Regions from separate parts of the Homo sapiens genome. Here regions 1 and 3 are each linked to region 2. A link is a contact called in ENCODE Hi-C or POLR2A ChIA-PET data. All regions are on one chromosome and are shown on one strand. Each heading gives the region's core, a stretch centred on a gene start or an enhancer-like site at or near the end of the contact. The rest is flanking DNA. Distances are from core to core; before and after follow the strand shown.

Region 1 (2,910 bases), core at 254-2,753, 230 kb after region 2:
TAAATGTCGAAATTCTACAGCTATACTAATATTAATGGCAAGGGGTCTCAGAAAATAAAACTCTAGAAACAAAAAGACCCTGCAACCACCAACAGTATTTCTCCAGGAAAAGCTGCACAGGCGCTTGATCTCAGGCCTCACATAGTGGTTTTATTCCAAAGGAAACACCAAATGACCAAAACTTGCAGTCAGTCCAGGAACAATTCAGAGCCACAGTGATTTTCTGCTAAACCTAGAAGTTAAGCCTCAGAAGACTATGGCTTGGCTCAAAGTTACTTCTTAGCCATGGAAACGTTTTAGAGTTTGTTCATTTATTCATGCATGCAAGGCTCTAAGTGAGCATTTACAATGCATCCAGCAGAGAGGAAAAAGAACCAGTCACTGCTCCCAGGAGATCAAGCTGATGGGAGAGCCCCTCCTAGCCATTCCATCATCTTTTCTGCCTCAACTTCCCAAAGACTTGGCAGGTGTCTGACTGGAAGTGGTTGTTCTTTGCTTCTATCAGTTGTGTTTATGAGCATATACAAACCTTAGAGAGCTATGATTGAACCTCGTTTTCCAAGACTAACACCATTTTTTAGTACCCACATTTATATTTTCTCTCACTCTCATTCTAAATTACAGACGCAGTCAACTCACCTGCCAGAGTTTTGCTTGCCCCAACACTTAGCAAGAAGCTGAATGCATCCAAGGATCCCCACAATCCCAGAACATTCTAAAAATATTGCAGGATGAGAAAGAATTGTCAGCAACTGAGGGAGGAAGTTGTTCAACTTCCACCAAGCATCAGGCTGAGGTGGAATGAGTGGAGACACATGATCAATGAATAAGAAAGAAAATGAGAGAGAAGATGGAGAGGATTAAGAAATAATGATTGAACACATCACCACCGCTTTGCTGGAGCAAGATCAAATACAATGGGCAACGTGACAAGCAAACAGGAAATACTGTGGCGAGTCGCCTGCTCCCCCAAGGCTGAGTAGGCCTCTGTTGCATCAGGGGAAGCAGAGTCAAATCGTGATTTCAGCTTTTCCCAATGTTGCTTTGCACACACACCAACCTCACAACTACCCCACCCTTGTCAACAAATGGGGCATGTCACCCCAGCTTCTATTTATATTATGCTGGTTTGTATGTTCTTTCTTAAAACGTGTAGCTCTCCTATTCTGTAAACATTTATTCTCGTGACCTGTGTGTTTTATCCTACGTTCATACTGAGAATGATCTTCTGGCCAGGTATCTTGCATGGTCTCAACTTGCTTCATAACCTTTCTTAATGCCTAGCAAACCAAAACCACTCAGTAGACGTTGTTGATCACCAAGTAACTGTTTACAGAAAGGAAGAGCGGGCCACACTGTGTATTGCGAGTTAATAATGTGTTCCCAGGCATTGCTCATTGCAGCTGCTCCCTTTAGAAGCAAGAATTCCTGAGCAATGACTGAGCAGACCCTATCGGTGTTCGAGCCAATGACGGCGTCCCTGGAAGGGATGCCCGATCTTGCCTTGCAATCCGGCCAGTTCCCATTGGCTGGGCATTCCGGCTAGCCAGGATTTCTTCTCCTTCCTCAGCATGGCTTTGCTCTTCTTGCTCTACACCTGGAATTTTTTCCCTAATTTAAAACATAGTCATTCTCCATGATATGCTGCCTGTGAAGCACTTCTGTGAGTTTTTCAGGTCTCAAGTGACTAATACTTTTCTCAGCACTTATAATCAGTAATGGTCTGTACTTAGCATCTTAATTTATTTACTTTCCTTCTGTATTGTTCCTTGTTTTCTGTGTCCTTGTCTTCTTCATTTTCTTTTTTTTTTCCTTTCTTTTTTTTTTTTTTTTTCTGAGACAGAGTCTCGCTCTGTCGCCCAGGCTGGAGTGCAGTGGTGCGATCTCAGCTCACTGCAAGCTCCGCCTCCTGGGTTCAAGCCATTCTCCTGCCTCAGTCTCTCAAGCAGCTGTGACTACAGGTGCCCACCACCACGCCCGGGTAATTTTTATATTTTTACTAGAGATGGGGTTTCTCCATGTTGGCCAGGCTGGTCTCAAACTCCTAACCTCAGTTAATCCACCTGCCTCGGCCTCCCAAAGTGCTGGGATTATAAGTGTAAGACACAGTGCCTGGCGTTACTTCCTATCTAGATTCTAAGCAACTTGGGAGCTCACTGCCTTGCAGCATAGCATTATGTTTATATAGGATCAGCAAATGATTGGTGGAATGGGTGGCTCCTCAGTGAACCAGAAACTGGGTAATATTCAAGTGCACCCACACTTGTGTGCGCTAGCCATGCACATGCACATAGTATCATCATGTGCTAGTTACTTTGCATGTTATCTCATTTAATACTCACAGCAACCCAATGGAGGTAGTTACCATTCCCATTTCCGTTTAATTAATGAGAAAAATTTAGAGAAGCTACCTATTTTGCCAAGAGTCACTGTGTTAGAGACAGTGATAGCCTATATGCTTTATTGCTTTTTAACTCCGGTCCATGTCTCCTGTCCCACAGATGTAATCATAACAATGTAACAGCTAATGCTCTTTAAAAAAAAAAAAAAGAAAGAAAGAAAATCTTGATAAAAGTATAACCTGTCTCTCCCATTTACCCTTCCAGTAGTCCACCACCCCCCGAGCCTTTCCCTTTCGCCGTTGCAGTATTGACTGTTCTGAACATATGGGCATTACCCAGTACGCTAGGTCTAAGCCAGGAAATGTCGCTGCGAATAATAATAACAGGATCAACTTCTCAGTGGTGTTAGTGTGAATACGACAACACACTGTATTTTCCAGCAAATGTGTCATCCTTCCACTCATTGACACGAGGACTTGTTCTTCCTGCCTAACTGAGTCAGTCACAATCCCAGCATTTCAACGGATGTGTTGTGAACCTCCTGTGAAGAAAAAATGTCAACATAAAC
Region 2 (2,800 bases), core at 20-2,519:
TGCTGGGATTACAGGCATGAGCCACGGCACTCGGCCAACAAAAGAAAATTTTTGGAAGAAAGATGAGGAGTTAACAAGCCTGGAGAACTTAAGTGATTTCCCTAATTTCTTTCAGAATCTTGACAAACTTTTTCTCTTCCATACCTGAGTTCTTGGCATCTTACTTTTATTATAGCTTCACTAGGGACGTGATTGTACAAGGATGAGGCATGATCATGAATAAAACGAAGTTGGAACCCTAAGCCTAATAGTAATGAAAGGTTTCCTGTAAATGTCCGAACAAATGTACCGGGTCTGTGCAGGAATACACCAATGATGTTTCAATATACTTAAGGCATCAATACTACAGACACATACCCGTTTCCCTGCCTAAGATGTTCCACTGGTTTTCCATTTTTTACAAGAAACATGATCCATAAGGCTGTCCAAAAACCACTTAGCCCTACAAAATCTTCTACAACAGCACACAAAATATTCTGACGAAATACCAAAAGACATAGTTTCCTGTGTGTGTTCACCGGAGAACGGAGGAGAAAAGATCATTTCAAGTAAAGGATGCAGTGTTGACTGAGAGGTGTCGGAGGGTGTGACCTGCTCTCTGCGAAGTCTCCCCTGACCTCCCGGAAGAGTGAACACTCTCTCCACCAGAAAACCTCTGACCCATAGCTTTCTTATCTTACGGCGCTTATCTAACAATCTTAGATCTCTCATTTATGTAGGTGCCTTCTCTACTGAACTGGAATCATTTCTGAAATAAGAAACTCTTGTTAACAATGTGTCTGATACATGTTCATAATAATAGTTAAAACATGCATCAGGAATTCAGAATAATTCTGCTATTGCGAAGATTGTACTGAGCTACAAAAATAATTCCTTCCATTTGTAAAACATTCATTGCTTAAGAGGCACATTCACAAATCTTATATTTTACCATTAGATCTGTCAAGATATTTTTAACTTCAACTTCAGGTTAAGAAAAGTGTTAATAGACTAGATTAACTAATGTGATTAACTAATTAGATTAACTAGTTGAGAGTTTCATAAAAGTGAATTAACTTCTCTAGGCCTCAGCTTTTCTACTTATAAAACAAAAATATTTCATGTGAGTCTCTTTGAAGTCCCTCTAGCTCTATAGCAAGCAGCCAAATGGAAAAGTATAAGCAGCCAAAATTGCCATTGTTGTATTAATAAAATGAAATAAGGATCAGATAAACTCACAGAATGAGAACTGTCATCATCTGTAGGAGTTGTTGGCTCTTTCTGCAAATCCTACGGATGACAACAAGAACGAAAAACTGTTAGAGAGTTTAGAGAGGAAAGAGGAACCACGAAGAAGGACCAAGTAGTTGCAAAGGACACCAAAAATAAAAAATAAAATAAAATAAAAATTGAGAATGAATAAGCTTAATTTATACTGCCTAGGAATCTCTCTTTTATTTTATTTTATTTTATTTTATTTTTTCTGGAGACAGAGTTTCACCCTGTCACCCAGGCTGGAGTGTAGTGGCATGATCTCAGCTCACTGCAGTCTCTACCTCCCGGGTTCAAGCAATTCTCCTGCCTCAGCCTCCCAGGTAGCTGGGATTACAGGCATGCGCCACCACGCCCGGCTAATTTTTGTATTTTTACTAGAGACGGGGTTTTGCTGTGTTGGCCAGGCTGGTTTTGAACTCCTGACATCAAGTGATCCGTCCACCTCTGCCTCCCGAAGTGCTGGGATTACAGGCGTGAGCCACGGCACCAGGCCTAGGAATGCTTTTTCACAAAAAACACACAGGACACTTTTTTTTTTTTTTAATTATACTTTAAGTTCTACGGTACACGTGCGCAACGTGCAGGTTTGTTACATATGTATACATGTGCCATGTTGGTGTGTTGCACCCATTAACTCATCATTTACATTAGGTATATCTCCTAATGCCATCCCTCCCCCCTCCACCCAACCCACGACAGGCCCCAGTGTGTGATGTTCCCTGCCTGTGTCCAAGTGTTCTCATTGTTCAATTCCCACCTATGAGTGAGAACATGAGGTGTTTGGTTTTTTGTCCTTGTGATACTTTGCTGAGAATGATGGTTTCCAGCTTCAACCATGTCCCTACAAAGGACATGAACTCATCCTTTTTATTGCTGCATAGTATTCCATGGTGTATATGTGCCACATTTTCTTAATCCAGTCTATCATTGATGGACATTTGGGTTGGTTCCAAGTCTTTGCTATTGTGAATAGTGCCGCAATAAACATATGTGTGCATGTGTCTTTATAGCGGCATGATTTATAATCCTTTGGGTATACACCCAGCAATGGGATGGCTGGGTAAAATGGTATTTCTAGTTCTAGATCCTTGAGGAATTGCCACACTGTCTTCCACAATGGTTGAACTAGTTTACAGTCCCACCAACAGTGTAAAAGTGTTCCTGTTTCTCCACATCCTCTTCAGCACCTGTTGTTTCCTGACTTTTTAATGATTGCCATTCTAACTGGTGTGAGATGGTATCTCATTGTGGTTTTGATTTGCATTTCTCTGATGGCCAGTGATGATGAGCATTTTTTCATGTGTCTGTTGGCTGCATAAATGTCTTCTTTTGAGAAGTGTCTGTTCATATCCTTTGCCCACTTTTTGATGGGGTTGTTTGTTTTTTTCTTGTAAATTTGTTTGAGTTCTTTGTAGGTTTTGGATATTAGCCCTTTGTCAGATGAGCACATTGCAAAAATTTTCTCCCATTCTGTAGGTTGCCTATTCACTCTGATGGTAGTTTCTTTTGCTGTGCAGAAGCTCTTTCATTTAATTAGATCCCATTT
Region 3 (2,883 bases), core at 33-2,532, 180 kb after region 2:
ACACATTGCAGGTGCCACAGTTTAGATTTAACAATGAAAAAAAAGTCCATCTCTTTTCTAGTTCAGCAGGAAAGACATCACAAAAGATAGAGTTATCATGAGCTAATTACAGTCCTTGAAAATTACCTTTGTGCTTAGCAAATATGCATTTTTTTTCTTTGCTGGTGATGAAGAAGTTGGCAGTTTAAATAAAAAACACTATTTAAAGTAACAGAGTACAGTTACATAACCTTTTCACATAAATCACACAATAACTCTTTGTGCTTTGAAAAAAAAAAAAAAAGAACCGCAGTGCGTGTTAAGAAGATTTATTTATATAATAATCTATGCAAAGGATTTTTTTTCTCTTTTTATAAAAGTGGGATGTTCTTTTTTTTAAACCTCTGGAAGTTGCAGAATAGAGGGCAGGAATACCCTCCAGTCACTACTTTTAGTAGCACACACTCCAGCTACTAACGACTTCAATTCAAGTAGTGTTTTGGCATTACCACACACTTTTATTTCTAAACACACAGATAGAAAACTTCATAAAGGAACAGTCTCTGCTTATAAGTAAACAAAACTATAGGGTCAAATTCCAATCCAGTATAAAGATTCTTTTGCATCCACAAATTGCATCATGGCCTGAGATCATTTTTCTCTGTTTTGTAGGAATACTATTCCTTCAAGTATGTTTGATCAGTCATGGGGGTGGAGAAATTCATGGGACCATTGAAGCCCTGTAGTTTCTCTACTGATTCTCTATGGAATTCTTTAATCTTTTTTCCCCCTTCCTGTCCATCCCTCTTTTGTTCCTTTTAACCTTATTCCCTGATTTAAATCTAGAAGCAATAGTCTTTCGTTATTTACAACATTGTACCCACCGTTTAAAAACATCCCCCATATAAAATGTCCTGACACCAAATTGATCTTATCACTGACCAGTTCACTCTGAAGGGTTTCAGAATTGAAGAGCCAAGGAAATACGTAAGTTGCTAAATGCTAAGCTTGGCTCAAGCTTACCCACTTAATCCTCAGTCCACAAGATCACTCCGGGAAAAGTGATCTTTTCACAGAGATAAACCTAGTAGAAGCATTTCACTGGTCACATATATCTATTCTGATCCTTGCTGAACAGTGGGGGTTCTCAAGACAGGGCAACCCACAAGGGCTTTCTTGTGTGTCCTTATCTTTCATTGAGATGCTGACCTAACTTTTAAAAGCTATCTCCATGGAAAATTCTGGGCTCCACTCCAAAACCAATCAGTAGGAGGTGGCTCTCTTAATCAGTGGCTGTGTTCCGTCTTTATATAAACAGGTTAAGCCAGCTGCCAGGGCCTCTGTGACCAGTTCCAGCTCACATTACCTTCAGCTGGAAAGATGGGCCTGTACCAAAGCTACATTATGAAAGCTGAGAACTCTACCTCTCCCAGGTCATAGCAAAAGACCTGGCTGCTGTATGTGGTGATTAGAGTCACCAGTAATCTTACTCTTGTTCCTGAAAAAAAAGTGAATAAAATGTGGCACACCCTCATTGCCAGAATGGGTAAGATTTTACTAACCTGGCAATTAGCGGTAGCAACTCCAAAAGGAAAGATTTTTTAAATTCTGATTGATACATAATGTCGAGCTACTCATTTTCCTAACACAGTGGAAAAATAATAGAAGTAGAGATAACTTCTTGGTTAGAGGTGGAATAGAGTGCTTGTTGTGGTGAGATTTGATTAACTGGAGAGACATCCTCCCACCAGCTAATCCGAAAAGGGCTATCATTGCCCAGGATGGAGCTCAGAGTATCAGTTTGAAGAATCAACAGGCATGACTAATACTGGAAAGACACTGCTGACAAAAATCTGTTACATTCCTCAAATACCCATTCCTCTCCTTTGACCCTAAGAATGTTGCTCAGAATGATGTTAGTCCAAAGTAGCAGCAAACCACATGAAATACAACCTAAATAAATGGAACAATAAAACAGGCTTCTGGCCAGGCGCGGTGGCCCACGCCTGTAATCCCAGCACTTTGGGAGACCAAGGCGGGTGGATCATGAGGTCAGGAGATAGAGACCATACTGGCTAACACGGTGAAACCCCGTCTCTACTAAAAATAAAAAAAAAAATTAGCCAGGCATGGTGGTGGGCGCCTGTAGTCCCAGCTACTCGGGAGGCTGAGGCAGGAGAATGGCGTGAACCCGGGAGGCGGAGCTTGCAGTGAGCCAAGATCGAGCCACTGCATTCCAGCCTGGGCAACAGAGGGAGACTCCCTCGCAAAAAAAAAAAAACAAAAAAAAAAAAAACAGGCTTATACATGTTGACCAAAAATAATCCAGGCAGAAGAGGTGACACCATCATGACACCCTAAATTTTGAAACTTGCTTGTCGTCCAACCAATAAAGCAGGATCATTAAAAGAAACAAAGCAAACAAATGAAAGCCTTCCCATACAATGTATTTTTGTTAGGTATTAATGAAGAATAGTCTGTTCTACATTAATCATTACAATGGTAATAATTAGGGATTCCGGAACTCACTTCCAAAAGAAATCCATTCCCAGAGAAAGTATTTTAACATGATATCACATTGATTTAAAATCACTGAATTAAAGCCACTGGTTTATACGTCAAGCCATATTTGAATGGCTTGAATAACTTTTCTCTTTTTTGCTACCAGAATTGAATGCAAAGTGGGGAGGGCTCTTATGCTGATTTTATTTTTAAGCGCGTGCAATAGCCACTGCAATTCCAGTAGAATTCTTCTGTTTTTTATTTTTGACAGCATAATCCTACACCCATGGGAGCTGAGCTTTACAGGTGTTAAAGAGGATTTGTTGTAAGAAAATGATTATGATAGGATTTAATGTAATTGAAAGTCAAGGTACAGTAGCCATACAGTGTATCAGAGAGAGT

The links. Hi-C counts contacts between places; a loop is a spot of excess contacts on that map. ChIA-PET counts read pairs that join two places held with the same protein, here RNA polymerase II (POLR2A). Pooled maps may share reads with other maps.
Region 1: a loop to region 2 is called in a map of ascending aorta, with 1.9 times the contacts of the local background. The contact joins the enhancer-like site here to the promoter of FILNC1 in region 2. A Hi-C loop is called at or near these places in 4 of 168 maps with a recorded cell type or tissue (ascending aorta, endothelial cell of umbilical vein, gastrocnemius medialis and 1 more) and 6 of 50 pooled maps. POLR2A ChIA-PET finds 5 or more read pairs at or near these places in 2 of 52 experiments (PC-9 and activated CD4-positive, alpha-beta T cell).
Region 3: a map of vagina shows a loop between it and region 2 (3-fold over the local background). The contact joins the enhancer-like site here to the promoter of FILNC1 in region 2. A Hi-C loop is called at or near these places in 14 of 168 maps with a recorded cell type or tissue (Caco-2, Calu3, IMR-90 and 11 more) and 14 of 50 pooled maps. POLR2A ChIA-PET finds 5 or more read pairs at or near these places in 9 of 52 experiments (AG04449, AG04450, BJ and 6 more).

The regions. Positions count from the first base shown.
Region 1 is chr6:139,538,509-139,541,418 of GRCh38, reverse strand. No RefSeq gene overlaps it. Among named protein-coding and RNA genes, the nearest start is that of LINC01625, 65 kb to the right of the region's middle. Within about 2 kb of position 1,503, at least 22 of the 41 ENCODE cell types and tissues checked have a DNase peak (open chromatin) inside an H3K27ac peak, as active enhancers do; they include PC-9, ascending aorta, endothelial cell of umbilical vein and 1 more, where a contact is called at or near this core.
Region 2 is chr6:139,769,542-139,772,341 of GRCh38, reverse strand. It overlaps FILNC1 (FOXO induced long non-coding RNA 1), which reads right to left and starts at 1,269. Exons shown (of 3, transcript NR_038399.2): 1 at 1,219-1,269. RefSeq lists a silencer at 1,799-1,976.
Region 3 is chr6:139,586,655-139,589,537 of GRCh38, reverse strand. No RefSeq gene overlaps it. Among named protein-coding and RNA genes, the nearest start is that of LINC01625, 110 kb to the right of the region's middle. RefSeq lists a cis regulatory region at 548-559 and an enhancer at 482-626. Within about 2 kb of position 1,282, at least 15 of the 41 ENCODE cell types and tissues checked have a DNase peak (open chromatin) inside an H3K27ac peak, as active enhancers do; they include IMR-90, PC-9, endothelial cell of umbilical vein and 2 more, where a contact is called at or near this core.